Linked DNA regions of Homo sapiens: region 1 is linked to region 2. Evidence: chromatin loops called from intact Hi-C (ENCODE). Cell type or tissue: HCT116. All regions are shown on one strand. Each heading gives the region's core, and the rest is flanking DNA. Links, peaks and the distances in the headings are about the cores only. Region 1 overlaps CECR2 (CECR2 histone acetyl-lysine reader). Region 2 overlaps CECR2 (CECR2 histone acetyl-lysine reader).

Region 1 (8,336 bases), core at 224-8,223, 51 kb before region 2:
CATTTTTTGGTAAATGAATTGAACAGTACTGCTAGTGAGACAGGAAAACTGACATCCAGTGCGGGTTCTTGAGAGTATATGGGAAGGTGGGTGAGATTAAATTTTAGCTAGTGTCGTGGTATTAGAAAGGAATCTTTTACGCAATTTACGGAGAACACTGAGTCAGGAGACATTTTAGAAGTGAAAGCAATTCAGTTTTTTCTTCACTTGCTTAAATTACTTACAAAATATGTTAATAACTGTTAAGAGCTCCTTTTATCATTTTTCCACTCTACTGTAACTCTGGGTTGGGTTTTTTAAAAACTTTGTTTATTTTATTTTAGTATTTTTTTTTGAGGTGGAGTCTCACTCTGTCGCCCAGGCTGGAGTGCAGTGGCACGATCTCAGCTCACTGCAGCCTCAGCCTCCGGGTTCAAGCAGTTCTCCTGCTTCAGCCTCTCGAGTAGCTGGAACTACAGGCACACTCCACCATGCCCGGATAACTTTTGTATTTTTAGTAGAGACGGGGTTTCACCATGTTGGCCAGGCTGGTCTCGAACTCCCTGAATTCAAGTGATCCACCCTCCTTGGCCTCCCAAAGTGCTGGGATTACAGGTGTGAGCCACTGCGCCCGGCCTTAAAAACTTTATTTTTAAGTAATGTCAGACTTAACGGAAACTTAGAAGGCTGGTACACAGAATTCCTAAGCTCCCTACCCAGATTCCCCACGTGTTCAGTTTTACACCATGTGCTTTACTGCCATCTCCCTCTTTCTCCCCACCAAGCTATCTTCATAGTTACTTTTTGTTTTATATTTTATCATAAAAGTTACATGAATTTTGGTACCATTCTCTTCTGTCTCCCAACTGCCTGCCTGCCTGTCCGGCTAGCTAGCTAGGCATCTCTAGCTGTGTAATTACTGTTTTTCTACACTGAGAATAAGTTGAAGACGTGATACCTTTCACTCCTTGACATTTTAGTGTTTTTATGACTTAAAAACATTGTTTTTTTCTTTTGAGGTGGGGTCTCACGCTGTGTTGCCCAGGTTGGTCTTGAACTCCTGGGCTCAAGCAATCCTTCTGACTCAGCCTCCCAAGTAGCTAGGACTACAAGCATGAGCCGCCACGCCCAGCTCGGGGATATTCTTTTTTATTTATTTATTTATTTTTGAGATGGAGTCTCACTCTGTTGCCCAGGCTGGAGTTCAGTGGCACGATCTTGGCTCACTGCAACCTCCGCCTCCTGGGTTAGAGCAGTTCTCCTGCCTCAGCCTCCCAAGTAGCTGGGACTACAGGCATGCGCCACAACGCCCGGCTAATTTTTGTGTTTTTAGTAGAGACGGGGTTTTGCCATGTTAGCCAGGCTGGTCTTGAACTCCTGACCTCAGATGATCCGCCCACCTCGGCGTCCCAAAATGCTGGGATTACAGGCATGAGCCACTGTGCCTGGCCGGAATATTCTCTTATACATATAAGTACAATTATTAAAATCAGGAACTTAATACTGAGTAAGATCTGTAGATAATAGTATATCAAATGTTGCCAATTGAGCCAATAATATATATAATTTGTACATTATTTTTATGAATTTTAAATATATTATTATTTTAGAAATTGTTTCTGGTTCAGGTTTTCAGTCTAGGATCAGGCATTCCATTAGTTGTTGAGTCTCTTTAGTCTCCTTTAAAATAGAGCCGTTTTTCAGTGTTTGTCTTTCTTGAGCTTGACCTTTTTGGAAGACTAAAAGCCATTCATTCTATTGACGGTCCCTCCACTTGGGCTTGTTGGAAGTCCTCTCAGGATAACTTGGGTCATGTGTTTTTGGCGGGAGTGCTGAAGAGGGCCGTGCCCTTGGTGCATAGTATCAGCAGTTACATCACTTTCATTGTGCCCTTTATTGGTGGTGGTTACTAACTTTGATCACTTGGTTAGGGTGATGTCTGCTTTCCACTGCAAAGTTACTGTTTTTCTCTTATAATTAACAAGTACGTTGTGGGGAGATACTTTGCAAACATCCTGTTTCTTCTCCAAATTAACCCGTTAGGAATTGCCTGAATCAGTGATTACATCACAGTTGCCAGATTCCTTTTTACAAGTTGGCGTGCAGTTTTCATCCATAAAGTTTAAGCGTTTGATTCTAAACCAGGTGTTTTTATTTTGTTTTGTTTTGTTTTGTTTTTTGAGACAGGTCTTGGTCTGTTGCCGAAAGTGGAGTGCAGTGGCACCATCATAGCTCAGCAGCCTCAACCTCGCCGGTCCCAAAGTGCTTGAATGACAGGCGTGAGCCACCACTCCTGACCCAAAACCATTTGTTTTTAATATCTGATAAAAATATAATTTATAAAAAGACTTTGATTTTTTTAACTTTGAAAATTAATCTAAAGGAGATGAACACTGATAAACAATGTTCAGAAAGTGAAATTACTTTTTAAAGCTTCAGCTTTTTAAAGCTTTTCCTATTTTATTTTGAGAATTTTCAGATGTTCGGTGAAGTTCAAAGATAAGTGAACCCCTGCGTACCCTTTACTCTAGATGTACCAATTGTTAACACTTTTGCCACATTGGCTGAACCATTTGAAAGTAAGTCGACTGTGTCATGAGAGTCTACCCCTTCATAGTTTCACATGTACATGTACTTCCTATGAATAAGGACTTTCTCTTGTATGACCACAATGTTATACTCACATTTAGGAAAATTAACAGTAATTCTGTAATAACATCCAGTAAACAGTTCACACTGAAATATCCTCAGTTGTCCCCACAGTGTCTTTTATAGATGTACCACACCTCCATCCTGGTTTACACACTGGTTGGTTGGTAGGGGAATTGTTTTTAGGCAGGCTGAAGCCAACCCAGTTATCCTAGATGTAGGGAAACCGGGAAACATTGGTAAAATGATTTAAATTTCAAGCTGCAGGGCTACTAGTGAAGTAATTACAACAGAGAGTTGATTGGAATCACTCTGGCTCCGGTCCAGGCTTTGCCCAAGGTCTGGACCTGTCACTTAGCCCTGTTGAGCCTCAGCTTGTTCATCTGCATCTTGGTTGTCTCGTGTTCCATAGGGCTGTGGTGAGGTTCGAATGAGCCAAGCATGTGAGGGCCTGGCCCAAATAGATCTCAGCAACTGGTAATTATTGTTACATTTTCTTTCATTTTAGATTTTGATTATGGTAATAATATGGAAATTATAATCATTTGGGAGAAAGGAATTAACTGACAAATAAATTGAATGATCACATATTATTTTGAAATCAAAGTATAATGAAATAAAATTGTAAAAATATACCAATATAGTGTGCTTATGTGGATTAAAGTGATTGTTGAATACAGATGCTTTTGTTTGTTTGAGACGGAGTCTCACACTCTTACAGGCGGGAGTACAGTGGCGCAATCTCCGCTCACTGTAACTTCCGTCTCCCAGGTTCAAGCAATTCCCCCGTCTCAGCTTCCCGAGTAACTGGGATTACAGGCATGCGCCACCACACCCAGCTAATTTTTGTATTTTTAGTAGAGACGGGGTTTCACCATGTTAGCCAGGCTGGTCTCGAACTCTCGAACTCCCAAACTCAGGTGATCCACCTGCTTCGGCCTCCCAAAGTGCTCGGATTACAAGTGTGAGCCACCGCGTCTGGCCGAATACAAATGTTTTTTGTTTAAAAAAATAAGCGTGGCTTGGTAGCTCATGCCTGTAATCCCAGTCCTTTGGGAGGCTGAGATGGGAGGATTGCTTGAGGTTAGGACTTGGAGACCAGCCTGGGAACATAGTAAGACCGTGTCTCAACAACAAAAAAAATTTTTAATTGGCCAGGCGCAGTGGCCAGCCTGGCCAACATGGCGAAACCCTGTCTCTACTAAAAATACAAAATTACAGGCATGGTGGTGCATGCCTGTAATCCCAGCTACTCAGGAGGCTGAGGCAGGAGAATCGCTTGAACCTGGGAGGCGGAGGTTGCAGTGAGCCAAGATCGTGCCATTGCACTCCAGCCTGGGCGACAGTGAGACTCCGTCTCAAAAATAGAATAATAAAATAAAACAAAACCAGGCATGGTGTTGCATACCTGTAGTCTCAGCTACTTGGGAAGCTGGGCTGGGAAGATTGCTTGAGCCAGGGAGGTGGAAGTTGTTGAGTCAGGGAGATGGAGGTTGCAGTGAGCCGAAATTATACCACTGCACTCCAGCCTGAGTGACAGAGCAAGACCTTGTCTCAAAGAAAAAAAAAAACAGCTTTATTGAGATATTATTTACATACTATACAACTCATTCATTTAAAGTGTTCAACAAGTAGGCCGGGCACGGTGGCTCACACCTGTAGTCCCAGCACTTTGGGAGGCCGAGGTGGGCAGATCACAAGGTCAGGAGTTCAAGACCAGCCTGGCCAACATGGTGAAACCCCGTCTCTACTAAAAATACAAAAATTAGCCAGGTGTGGTGACACCCGCCTGTAATTCCAGCTACTCGTGAGGCTGAGGCAGGAGAATGGCTTGAGCCCAGAAGGTGGAGGTTGCAGTCAGTTGAGATCACGCCACTGCACTGCAGCCTGGGTGACAGAGTGAGACTCTGTCTCAGAAAATAGTGTTCCAGTTAGTGGGTTTTAGTATATTTACAAATAGTTACAACTGTTGCCACCGTAACCATACCTTTATAAGGTTTTCATCACCTCAAAAAGAAACCCTGTACCCTTGAGCTCCCTGCCTCCCCAGCTCTCCCTACCTCTTGTTTCCCCAGCCTAAGCAAATTACTCTCTGCTTTTATAGATTTTCCTTTTTGGGCCTTCATAATGAGTAGAATCATGTAGTATGTGCCCCTTTGTGATTGGATTTTTCATTTAGCATAATGTTTTTAGGTTTCATCCAAGTTGTAGAAAGTATCAGTATATAATTCCTTTTTATAGCTATATTTAAAGCTATACATTGTATATAATAATTTTTATTTTATTTACCCATTGGTGGACATTTAGGTTATTTCCCCCTTTTGGCTATTATAAATAATGCTGCTCTAAACATTTGTGTGCAGGTTTTTGTGAGGACATGTGTTTTCAGTTCTGTTAGGTATGTACTAAGAAGTGGAATTGGTGGGTCATACAGTAACGAGGCTTCACCTGTGAACTGCCTGGTTATAGAGTGGCAGCACTATTTTATGTGCCCATCAGCAGTATATGAGTGTTCCAGTTTCTCCACATCCTTGCCAACACTTATTATCTGACTGGTTCTAGCCATCCTAGTTGGTGTGAAGTGGTTTCTCCACCTGGTCTTGATTTGTACTTCCCTCATGCTTAATGATGTTGAGCACCTTTTCATGTGTTGCCATTTGTTATATATTGTGTGGAGAAATGTCTGTTCACATCCTTTGCCAGTTTTAAAAAATGGGCTGTTTGTATTTTCATTATTGAGGTGTAAGAGTTCTTTTTTATTCATTTTTTTTTTTTTTTTGAGACGGAGTTTTGCTCTTGTTGCCCAGGCTGGAGTGCAATGGCGCGATCTCAGCTCACTGCAACCTCTGCCTCCCGGGTTCAAGCAATTCTCCTGCCTCAGCCTCCCGAGTAGCTGGGATTACAGGCATGCAGCACCAGGCCTGGCTAATTTTGTATTTTTAGCAGAGACAGGGTTTCACCATGTTGGTCAGGCTGGTCTTGAACTCCCGACCTCAGGTGATCCACCTGCCTCAGCCTCCCAAAGTGCTGGGATTACAGGCGTGAGCCACCGCGCCCAGCTGCTGCCGCTGCTTTTTTTTTTTTTTTTTTTTTTTTTTAAGACGGTTTCTGGTTCTGTCGTCCAGGCCAAAGCAGTGGCATGACCATAGCTCACTGCAGCCTTAAACCCTGGGCTCAAACAGTCTTCCCACCTCAGCCTCCTGAGTGGGTGGGAGTACAGATGTGTGCCACCATGCCCAGCTAAGTTTTTTTCTATTTTTTTTTGTAGAGACAGGGTCTTACTATGCTATCCAGGCTGGCCTTGAACTCTTGGCCTTAAGTGATGCTCCTGCGTAGGTTTTCTAAAGCTTTGAGCGTGAACCACCACACCCAGCCTAGGTTCTTAGTTCTGTTCCATTGATCTATATATCTGTCCCTGTGCCAGTACCACTATGTCTTGATTAATGCTGTCTTGTGAGTTTTGAAATTGGGAAGTGTGAGTCCTCCTCCTTTTTCAGGATTATTTTGGCTGTTTGGGGTCCCTTTGGAATCAGTTTTGTCAATTTCTGCAAAGACATCCACTGGGATTTTGATAGGGATTACATTGACTCTGTAGTTGAGTTTGGACAGTGTTACCAATTTATCAATGCTAAGTGTTCCAATCCATGAGCATGAGATGTTTTTCCATTTATTTAGATCTTTGATTTCTTTCAACAATGTTTTATACTTCTCCAAGTATAGGTTTTTTTGCTGTTTTTGTTAAATTTATTATTTTGATCTTGTTGTGAATAGAATTGTCTTATTTCATTTTCAGATTGTTCATTGAAAATTGTTTTTTAAAAATCAATTTTATTGAGCTATAATTTAAATACATCAAATGCATTCCTTTTAAGTATGTAGTGTGAGTTTTGGAAAATGCATGGATCCTTGTACCTACCATCAATCAAGATACAGAGCATTTGTATCTAACCCCAGTGTTGCCTTGTGTCCCTTGGCGGTTGACCCCATCCCTACTCTGGTCTCAGGCAATCACTTATGTACTTTTTGTCACTGTAGATTAGTTTACCTTTTCTAGAATTTGCTATCCATAGAATCTCTTTTTTGGCAGAGACGAGGTCTCACTCTATTTCCCAGGCTGGTTTCAAACTCCTGAGCTCAAGGAATCCACCCACCTCTGCCTCCCAAAGTGCTAGAATTACAGGTGTGAGCCTCCGCACCCGGCTCGAATAGAATCTTACATATTCTCTCTTTTTTTTTTGAGATGGAGTCTCGCTCTGTCGCCCAGGCTGGAGTGCAGTGGCACAATCTCAGCTCACTGCAACCTCCACCTCTTGAGTTCAAGTGGTTCTCATGCCTTAGCCTCTCAAGTAGCCGCGATTACAGGCACACGCCACCATGCTGGGCTAATTTTTGTATTTTTAGTAGAGACAAGGTTTCACCATCTTGGCCAGGCTGGTTTCTAACTCCTGATCTCAAGTGATATGCCCGCCTCAGCCCTCCCAAAGTGCTGGGATTACAGGGGTGAGCCACCGTGCCCAGCTGACATTTGACTCTTAAATACTTAAGCACGCATTGAGTAGGAATATTATCCTGTACGACCACTTAACATTCATATTTCTACAGAAAAAAAATTTTGTAATATTGTCTAATGCAAGTCCAATTCCAGATTTTTTTCCCTTATCACAAAAAGTTCATCATGGTTTTTATTTTGTTGTAAAAGGGTAATAAGTTGTTTATTTTTATATTATTGATTAGAAATAATTTATTTGCATTAATAAAAGTATCATGAATATTCTTTCTCATTCCTGGGTTCTTTCACTTTCTAAAAACATTTTTAATTAAAAATATTTTGAGACCAGGCGTTTTGGCTCATGCCTGTAATCCCAGCACTTTGGGAGGCTGAAGTAGGTGGATCACTTGAGTTTAGGAGTTGGAGACCAGTCGGGGCAATATATCGAGACCTCGTCTCTACGAAAATAAAAAAAAAAACAACTGGCTGTGGTGGTGCGTTACTGCAGTGCCAGCTACTTGAGAGGGTGAGGTGGGAGGATTGCTTGAGCCCAGGAGGTTGAGGCTGTAGTAAGCCATGATCATACCACTGCACTCTAGCCTGGGCGACAAGAGTGAGACCCTTTCTCAAAAAAAAAAAAAAAAACAAGGCCAGGCGCTGTGGCTCACGCCTGTAATCCCAGCACTTTGGGAGGCCAAGGCGGGTGGATCACCTGAGTTCAGGAGTTTGAGACCAGCCTGGCCAATGTGGCAAAACCCCGTCTCTACTACGAAATACAAAAATTAGCTGGGTGTGGTGGTGGGTGCCTGTAATCCCAGCTACTTGGGAGGCTGAGGCAGGGAGAATCGCTTGAACCCGGGAGGCGGAGGTTGCGGTGAGCCGGGATTGCACCATTGCACTCCAGCCTGGCGACAGAGCGAGACTCTTGTCTCAAAAAACAAACAAACTGTGCATCACTTTGTTAAAAGGAAATTTTATGTAGAAACTGAACATATAAAATGGGTAAGAGTGAAGCACTGTTTGAAAATTGCTGTGGTAATGGCAGTTAAAGTTTAAGCAGGGCTGAGTGATGTGGTTGAGTGTTTAGAACATTCCTGGTATATAACCTGTGTGCAATAAATATTTGCTGAGTGAATGGAGAAGTAATCTCTGCAGAGTAGAAAGATCACTTCACTGTTAGTATAGAATGAACAGCCCAGAACCAGAAGGACAAGTTATG
Region 2 (8,336 bases), core at 145-8,144:
AGATAATTTCTGTTCCAGTTACCAAATTTACTACAAAAATGAATGGGCAAGGAAGGCTGTGTTTCAGTAAAGCTTTATTTATACTAATGGGTGGTAGACCATAGCTTACTAACCTCCTGTTCTAAGGCATAAAAAAACATGGACAAGCAACAGATTTAAGAAAAAAGTATTTGCAAAGCAGATGACAGACGGTTAATATTATAATATACAAACAGCCCAGTGGAACAATGGACAAAGGATATGAGTAGGTTTCAAGTCACAAAAGAATAAATCTTAATGACAAAAAAAAATATCTGAAAAGATCTGACTGGCAAAAATTATTAAGTAATATCTGTATTGGAAAGGAAAAGGAATACTCATACTTTACTAACAAAAAAATTAGACTGATCAGCCTTTTTGAAAAACAATCTGGTAGTACCTATTAAAATTTAAAATACATAAATATATGTACTCTCATTGCTCCAGTAATGCCAGTCCTGGAATTTTAATCAATGGGTACAAAACAACTGCCGTGCAATGGACAAGGAATGTCATTGCAGCGTGGTTCTGTGTGGCCTAAAATGGAGAACAGAGTGAAAGCCCGTCATTAGCGGGGTGGCTGAATAGGATGTTACCTGCGTACCGTGGAGTATTAGCCCACCTTTTAATAGAATGAAATGGACCTACACTATACCACTTGACTTGGAGAGATTTGCACAAGATAGAAAATGTGCAGGCAAGCATGGGTAGTATCAGTCTATTAGAAAAGGCCTACGCCCATACATTGATGCATGTGTCTGCATGTATGTATATATGAATATGATTACATTGAAAAAAAAAACAAAAAAAGTATACTTGTTTGTATATGAGGGGAGTTACTGAAGTAGGGAGTAAAAAAAGGAAAGAAAATTGTATACAAACAACCCCCAGAATGAATAGTATGATTGTTTTTTGAATTTATATAAAACTGTGTGTGTGTGTGTTGTGGGGGGTATCTGTATTTATTCACATCATTTTTTAAAAGGAAAAACTAAAATAGTCATTAGTCATTCAGGCTCCATCAGCTTAAAGATTTGTCAGAGGGCTTCCTAGCTCCCACTCGATGTTGTAAAATAGGCTCACCTTTATTACATTCCCAATTACTTGGCCTCTTTTTTGCCTTGTTGATTGAAAAATGGAACTCTTTCTCTGTCTGTTATGGCATAAAAACTTTATGGAAAAGACAAAGTGCCTCAGAGAAATGACTCTCTGTAGGTCTCACTAGTAACTAAGGAACTAAAATTTGAGTGGAATTCAGGTCTGTCCTTACACTTATTATGATATCCCACACTGTCTATTCCCTGTCTCTTGAAGTGAAGCTGGGACTTTTATTGATTTATTGATCTGATATCTGACTTGAAGTAATGAGAGGGAAGGTTGTATAGCATTATATAGCAAAGTGATGTAAGAAAACAAGAAAAACTTGATTTCAAGTCTCCGAACAGATTTATTAGAAACAGAAATTTGACTACCACCCTCTGATCCCTACCCCTCCACTCCTTTCTCAACATGATGATTATACAATCATTACAGACATCCCCTGTGTTTTCTGGGACTTTTTTTTAGTAACCAAATGTTCAAGAAAGTGTAGTGCCTTGTATCTGTTGATGATTATATTTCTAATTTCATGGGTATTCAGCTGACTGTCAGGTCTTATTAACACTGTTTTTGGGGGGGAGGGGCAGGGGGCAGGGGGCGGGATGGAGTCTCACTCTGTCACCCAGACTGGAGTGCAGTGGAGTGATCTCAGCTTACCACAACCCGGGTTCAAGTGATTGTCCTGCCACAGCCTCCAGAGTAGTTGGGATTACAGGTGCATGCCACCACGCCCGGCTAATTTTTATATTTTTAATAGAGATGGGGTTTCACCATGTTGGCCAGGCTGGTCTCGAACTCCTGACCTCAGGTGATCCGCCTGCCTTGGCTTCTCAAAAGTGCTGGGATTACAGGCGTGAGCCACCATGCCTGGCCTATTAACACATTAAAATGATGCGTGTTGAGGGAGCAAGTATACTGGTTGTTGTTGGGAATCTGGGATGGCCCTAGATAGATCTTTCCTGCTGCCAGATATAGGAGGAATATGATGGAACGCACAGCTGTGATACTGTACTAGGCTGATAATCTTAACACAGAGCCCTTCAATTTTATTTTAGTTTAGCAAATAATATTTGTATTGTAGTATGGTAATTTTAAATCACTCACCATGATTTGTATAGAATAGTGCGTCATTTATTCTAACGTGATGAAAGCTTTCTTTTAAAAAGTAGCCGGGGGAGATTGACTAGGGGTTAAATGCTTTCCCTGTGTCTTACTCTGTGGACCCCACCCCCCGTTACTTGAATGAATGAATGAATCCTTCTTTTTTGAGGATATTGCCAGAGGATAATAAGTTATCTAGATGTCTCAGTCCTGGATCTATGAATAGATTGTTTTTCCAGTCTTGATAGATTATTTCTGGTTTGAAGAATTTTACATGGAAACAAGATTAAGAAAGATGATAAATAATTGTTTGGCTAAAGTCCTTTATGAAACAGAATTTACAGAAATGTGATTAAGATGTATAACTCACCTTGTAAGAATTTCATGGAACATGTTGAAGTATAAAATAAAGTTCCATAGGGAGGTGATATCACACACCATACTCTGTCTTACAATTTTTGTCTCTCACAAGGAAAGGATTTGGATGTTCTGAACATATTTCTCTGCAGGAAGCGGGTGGCAGACCTGTTGACTTCATTTTCATTGACCATCTTCTACTAGAATCAAACTCTGGTCTCTTTGAAATTATACAAAGTTGGGAAGCTGTTTACATTATCAACAGCTTTACCTATTTTGAATTCAGAAGAAGATTCAAGGTGGGAAAGACAGAAAAAACCGCAAAACAAGAGCATGTCATACTAGAAGAGTTCCGTGTGAAATTCAGAATTTGGTCCCCTTAACACTATTCACTTTGGAGCTCATGGGAATCCATGGTGAGGGAAGCTTATTAAAAAATGCAGATCAGGCCAGGTGTGGTGGCTCACACCTATAATCCCAGAACTTCAGGAGGCCAAGATGGGAGAGGATAGCTTGAGGCTAGGAGTTCTGGAGCAGCCTGAGCAACATAGCGAGACCCCCATTTCTACAAATACATATATATTTTTAAATTAGTTGGGCGTAGTTGATGCACATCTTGTAGTCCTAGCTACTAGGGAGGCCGAGGCAGGAGGATCACTGGAGCCCAGGAGTTCAAGGCTTGCAGTGAGCTTTGATCACACCACAGGTTTTTTTGTTTGTTTTGTGTTTTTTGAGATGGAATCTCACTCTGTCGCCCAGGCTGGAGTGCAGTGGTGCGGTCTCAGCTCACTGCAGCCTCCACCTCCCGGATTCAAGCAGTTCTCTGCCTCAGCCTCCCGAGTAGCTGGGATTACAGGCGCCCGCCACCACCGCCTGGCTAATTTTTGTATTTTTAGTAGAGACGGGGTTTCACCATCTTGGCCAGGCTGGTCTTGAACTCCTGACCTCATGATCCACCCTCCTCGGCCTCCCAAAGTGCTGGGATTACAGGAGTGAGCCACCGCGCCTGGCCAATCACTAGATGATAGTAGTAATTCACAGGCTTCCCTAGAATCATTCACATTTTTGCTTCATGACTGAATGAGTCATAGGTGTTAATGGCATTTTGCATTTGCAGTTGTTTTATTTTTTAAACTTTATCTTGGAAGAAAACCCTTTCTTCTATTGGAATAGTGGAACCTTTTTCTATTCTTTCATCAGGCTCCATTTACTTGCTGTCCAGTCTGCCAGTGGTATGTCCTGGTGTGTTTCTTTGTACTGTTTGCTTCTGAGCGTCTCTTCCTGCCCTCTAGCTCGTTTTCTTAAAGGACAAACGAAACTTCTCAGCAGCCATTCTACAAATCCTTAAATCCATAATGCCCAGGAAAGCAAGGCAGGTAGAATGTTGGGCATCCAGTTAGAGCTGATGTGCTTTAAAGGTAAGTTTCCCGTTTTTAGTTTTAACAGTCAATAATGTTGCTCTGGGCGATTTCTCTATTAAAATTCTGTTTGGCTGTAACTTGTTGGTAATTGTAATAATATTTTACATAGTTTTATTATCTGTGGAATTAATCTTAGAATATTCAGAAAGGAAAAAAGGGCAGAATCCCTTTAAGCAGCAGGAGTCTTAGAGACTCCCTGGGAGCCAAGGGCAGATGGTGGAAAGGCACCAGCAGGGAGGAGACAAGATCATATTCAGTCCCAGGAGTTTACTCATCTCTAATTCTGACCCAGAAGAAGAGATGGAAAAAAAGTTACTGCTTAAAATTGACTCCGGCTTAGCAGCTTCAGTTGTCTGAAGTAGGCAGCGAGGACGGGCCTTTCTCTGCCGCAGCACCCCGCACCTTCACATCGCCTGTTCTGTGCACCACTGTTGTCTTTAGAGCGACTTCCGGGTGACTCCCCACTCCTCGTAATCTGCTTCCTGGTTTAGCCTACTTTATCTTTTTAGGTTACTTACCAGATTCCAGGAGGCATTGAGGGGTGTCAGCTCTTAAGATCAGCCTGACAAGCTGAGGGGAGACATAAAAGTTGATAGAGGCACGGAGATTCAGACTGGGAAAACATTTTGAAATGTAGGACGGAAGAGAACAAAAGTAATTTAGCCGTACCGTAAACAAGCAGAATGAGATGACTAAAGGCAAGGTTGTTTAGATAGTTCACCACCTTTTTTGGTCCACTAAAACATTAATTAAACTCTCTAGGCTTCACCCTTCCTCCCAGGTATTTGCATGTGCAGGCACACATACGCACTTGGCTGGTCGGACTGGCAGTGCACCCGGCCTCTGGTTAGTCGGTCTGTGGTCTCCCCTGGAGCTTAGTACAGCTCAGTCATCTTGTCACCCTCTCTTTCAGGCCCTGGTGGTTTCTTTTCACAGTATACTTCCATAGTTGATTGCAGACAGTGAAGCGTTTGCTGGCTAATACAGTTCGTGTTAATTCCTCAGCTGGCATCTGAAGCACCAGGTGACATATGAATAAGCAACTCTTTTAGGTTGTCAGGCTGGTAAGGAGTAATTAAAAATAGCCTTGGCCAGGTGCAGTGGCTCATGCCTGTAATCCCAGCACTTTGGGAGACCAAGACGGGCAGATCAGTTAAGGTCAGGAGTCCGAGACCAGCCTGGCTAACATGGCAAAACCCCATTTCTACTAAAGATACACAATATTAGGCGACGTGGTGGTGCACACCTGTAGTCCCAGCTACTCGGGAGACTGAGGCACGAGAATCGCTTGAACCCGGGAGGAGGTTGCAGTGAGATCATGCCACTGCACTCTAGCCTGGGCGACAAAGTGAGACTCCACCTAAAAAAAAAAAACTTGAACTACCACCATCAAGATTTCTCATGGGAGAAGTCATACAAAATGAGAAATTGCAATAGCGTCCTTTTCACACCAAACTGAACCCAGCCTAGAACTAATCCTGAAAGAACTAGTCAGGGCAAGCTAAGGCTTAAACAGAAGTAAATATTTTTCTTCTACTCAAAATCAAAGGGTTAGTAAAAGCTTTCAGTAGGAGCACCGTTGGGTTTACTGTGTTAATTACATCAGGATAGTAGCAGTACTTTTCCAGGAAGGTGATACAGATAATAATCTGATCGCTAAACCAAAAAGAATATTCCACAAAAAAACCAAGTATCCTTACTATGAAAAATAATGTGCTGATTTCTCTTTGAAGAACTGATTTGATCTTTGACTTCTCAAACAGCTATAATTTTATTTTTCTCTTTATTTTGCTACTTTTATATCCTTAAATGCTTTTGAATACTATAGTACATATTCACAATTTGGATTTGTTAGACTATTCATATACCTCATATTAAGTTATAAGTCTAATTGTTGTATGTAAGGGAAGCATTATACTTTATGACCTAAGATCTATAGGTTTTCATTTCCTTGAGAAGAATTTGATGCAGCCAGGTGTGGTAGCTCATTGCGTGTAACCTCAGCACTTTGGGAGGCTGAGGTCAGAGGATTGCTTGAGGCCAGGAGACCAGTCTAGGTGACAGAGCGAGACCCTGCCTCTAGAAAATAATAAATGAACTCATGAATTGGATGCCATAACAGTTTAATTGGTTCAAGAGCCTTGCTGTTCAAAGTGCAGTCATCTCTAAGTTTCCATGGGGGATTGATTTCAGGACCCCTGTGGATACCAAAATTCGTGGATGCTCAATTTCCTTATATAAAATGGTATAGTATTTACATATAACCTATGCACATTCTGCTCTATACTTTATTATTATTATTATTATTATTATTATTATTATTATTATTATTATTATTTGAGGCAGAGGCTCACCCTGTCGCCCAGGCTGGAGTGCAGTGGTGCAATCTTGGCTGACTGCAATCTTGGCTGACTGCAACCTCTGCCTCCCAGGTTCGGGCAGTTCTCCTGTCTCAGCCTCCTGAGTAGCTAGGATTACAGGCGGGCACCACCATGCCTGGCTAATTTTTGTATTTTTAGTAGAGATGGGGTTTTGCCATGTTGGCCAGGCTGGTCTCGAACTCCTGACCTCAAGTGATCCTCCTGCCTCAGCCTCCCAAAGTGCTGGGACCCTGCACCTGGCCACTGCTGTATACTTTAAACCATCTCTAGATTACACAATGTAAATGCTATAATGCTATATGCATAGCTGTTACACCATGTTGGTTTTTTATTTGTATTATTCCCGAATGTTTTCTGTTCATGGTTGGTTGAATCTGCCAGCATGGGCCCTGTGGATGTGGAGGGTGAACTGCACAGTCCTTGGATCAATGGTGCCAGCATCACCTAGGAGCTTGTTTACAGATACCTCACTCCAGACCTAGATGAATCAAAATAGCCATTAAAAAAAACTCAGGAGGTGCTTTCTGTGCACACTGAAAAACACTGTTCTGGAGCAGTAGTTGTTTTATTTTAGCTACACTTAAAAATCCCAAGTCAGGTGTTGCGGCACATGCCTATAGTCCCAGCTGTTCAGGAGGCTGGGGCAGGAGGATTGAGTGAGCCTAGGAGCTATGATTAGCTATGATTGTGCTGTGTCCAGAGTTGGTTCCTTCCGGTGGGTTCTTGGTCTCACTGACATCAAGAACGAAGCCACGGAACTTAGCGGTGAGTGTTACAGCTCTTAAAGGTGGTGTGGACCCCCAGGGCGCGGTGGCTCTTGCCTGTAATCCCAGCACTTTGGGAGGCCGAGGCGGGCGGATCACGAGGTCAGGGGATCGAGACCATCCTGGCTAACACGGTGAAACCCCGTCTCTACTAAAAATACAAAAAATTAGCCGGGTGTGGTGGCGGGCGCCTGTAGTCCCAGCTACTCAGGAGGTTAGGAAGGAGAATGATGTGAACCTGGGAGGTGGAGCTTACAGTGAGCTGAGATCCTGCCACTGCACTCCAGCCTGGGTGACAGAGCGAGACTTTGTCTCAAAAACAAAACAAAACAAAAAGGTGGTGCAGACACAAAAGAGTGAGCAGCAGCAAGATTTATTATGAAGACCGAAAGAACAAAGCTTCCACAAAGGGGATGCGAGCAGGTTGCCGCTGTGAGGTGGCCAGCTTTATTCCCTTATTTGGCCCCGCCCACATCCTGCTGATTGGTCCATTTTACAGAGCGCTGATTGGTCCATTTTACAGAACACTGGTGCATTTTTACACAGTGCTGATTGGTGTGTTTACAGTTCTTTAGCTAGACACAGTGCCGATTGGTGCATTTTTACAGAGTGCTGAGTGGTGCGTTTACAATCTTTTTTTTTTTTTTTTTTTGAGACAGAGTCTCGCTGTCTTGCCCAGGCTGGAGTGCAGTGACGGGATCTCTGCTCACTGTAAGCTCCGCCTCCCGGGTTCACGCCATTCTCCTGCCTCAGCCTCCCGAGTAGCTGGGACTACAGGTGCTGGCCACCATGCCCGGCTAATTTTTTGTGTTTTTTAGTAGACGGGACTGCAAGCTCCGCCTCCTGGGTTCTCGCCATTCTCCTGCCTCAGCCTCCCGAGTAGCTGGGACTACAGGCACCTGCCACCACGCCCAGCTAATTTTTTGTATTTTTTAGTAGACACGGGGTTTCATCGTGTTATCCAGGATGGTCTCGATATCCTGACCTCGTGATCCACCCACCTCGGCCTCCCAAAGTGCTGGGATTACAGGCGTGAGCCACCGTGCCCGGCTGTTTACAATCCTTTAGCTAGACACAGAGTGCTGATTGGTGCGTTTACAGTACCACTGCACTCCAGCCTGGGCAACAGAGCAAGAACTTGTCATTCATTCATTAGTTCATTCATAAATAGTAATTAATAAAATAAAATCACATAG

Evidence for each region. Hi-C counts contacts between places; a loop is a spot of excess contacts. Peaks named below come from ENCODE experiments on the same cell type or tissue, not always from the same donor. Only the 100,000 strongest peaks of a DNase experiment are listed, where the experiment ranks them.
Region 1: a loop joins it to region 2, with 8 times the contacts of the local background. A loop is called at or near these places in 3 of 110 quality-filtered maps.

Annotation. Positions count from the first base shown.
Region 1 is chr22:17,388,498-17,396,833 of GRCh38, forward strand. All of the region lies in intron 1 of CECR2 (CECR2 histone acetyl-lysine reader), which reads left to right. Among named protein-coding and RNA genes, the nearest start is that of CECR2, 23 kb to the left of the region's middle. In HCT116, for the core only: no CTCF peak of the experiment used is centred there; no DNase peak of the experiment used is centred there.
Region 2 is chr22:17,439,261-17,447,596 of GRCh38, forward strand. The region is part of intron 1 of CECR2 (CECR2 histone acetyl-lysine reader); the gene reads left to right. Among named protein-coding and RNA genes, the nearest start is that of CECR2, 74 kb to the left of the region's middle. In HCT116, for the core only: no CTCF peak of the experiment used is centred there; a DNase peak (open chromatin) is centred at 3,636.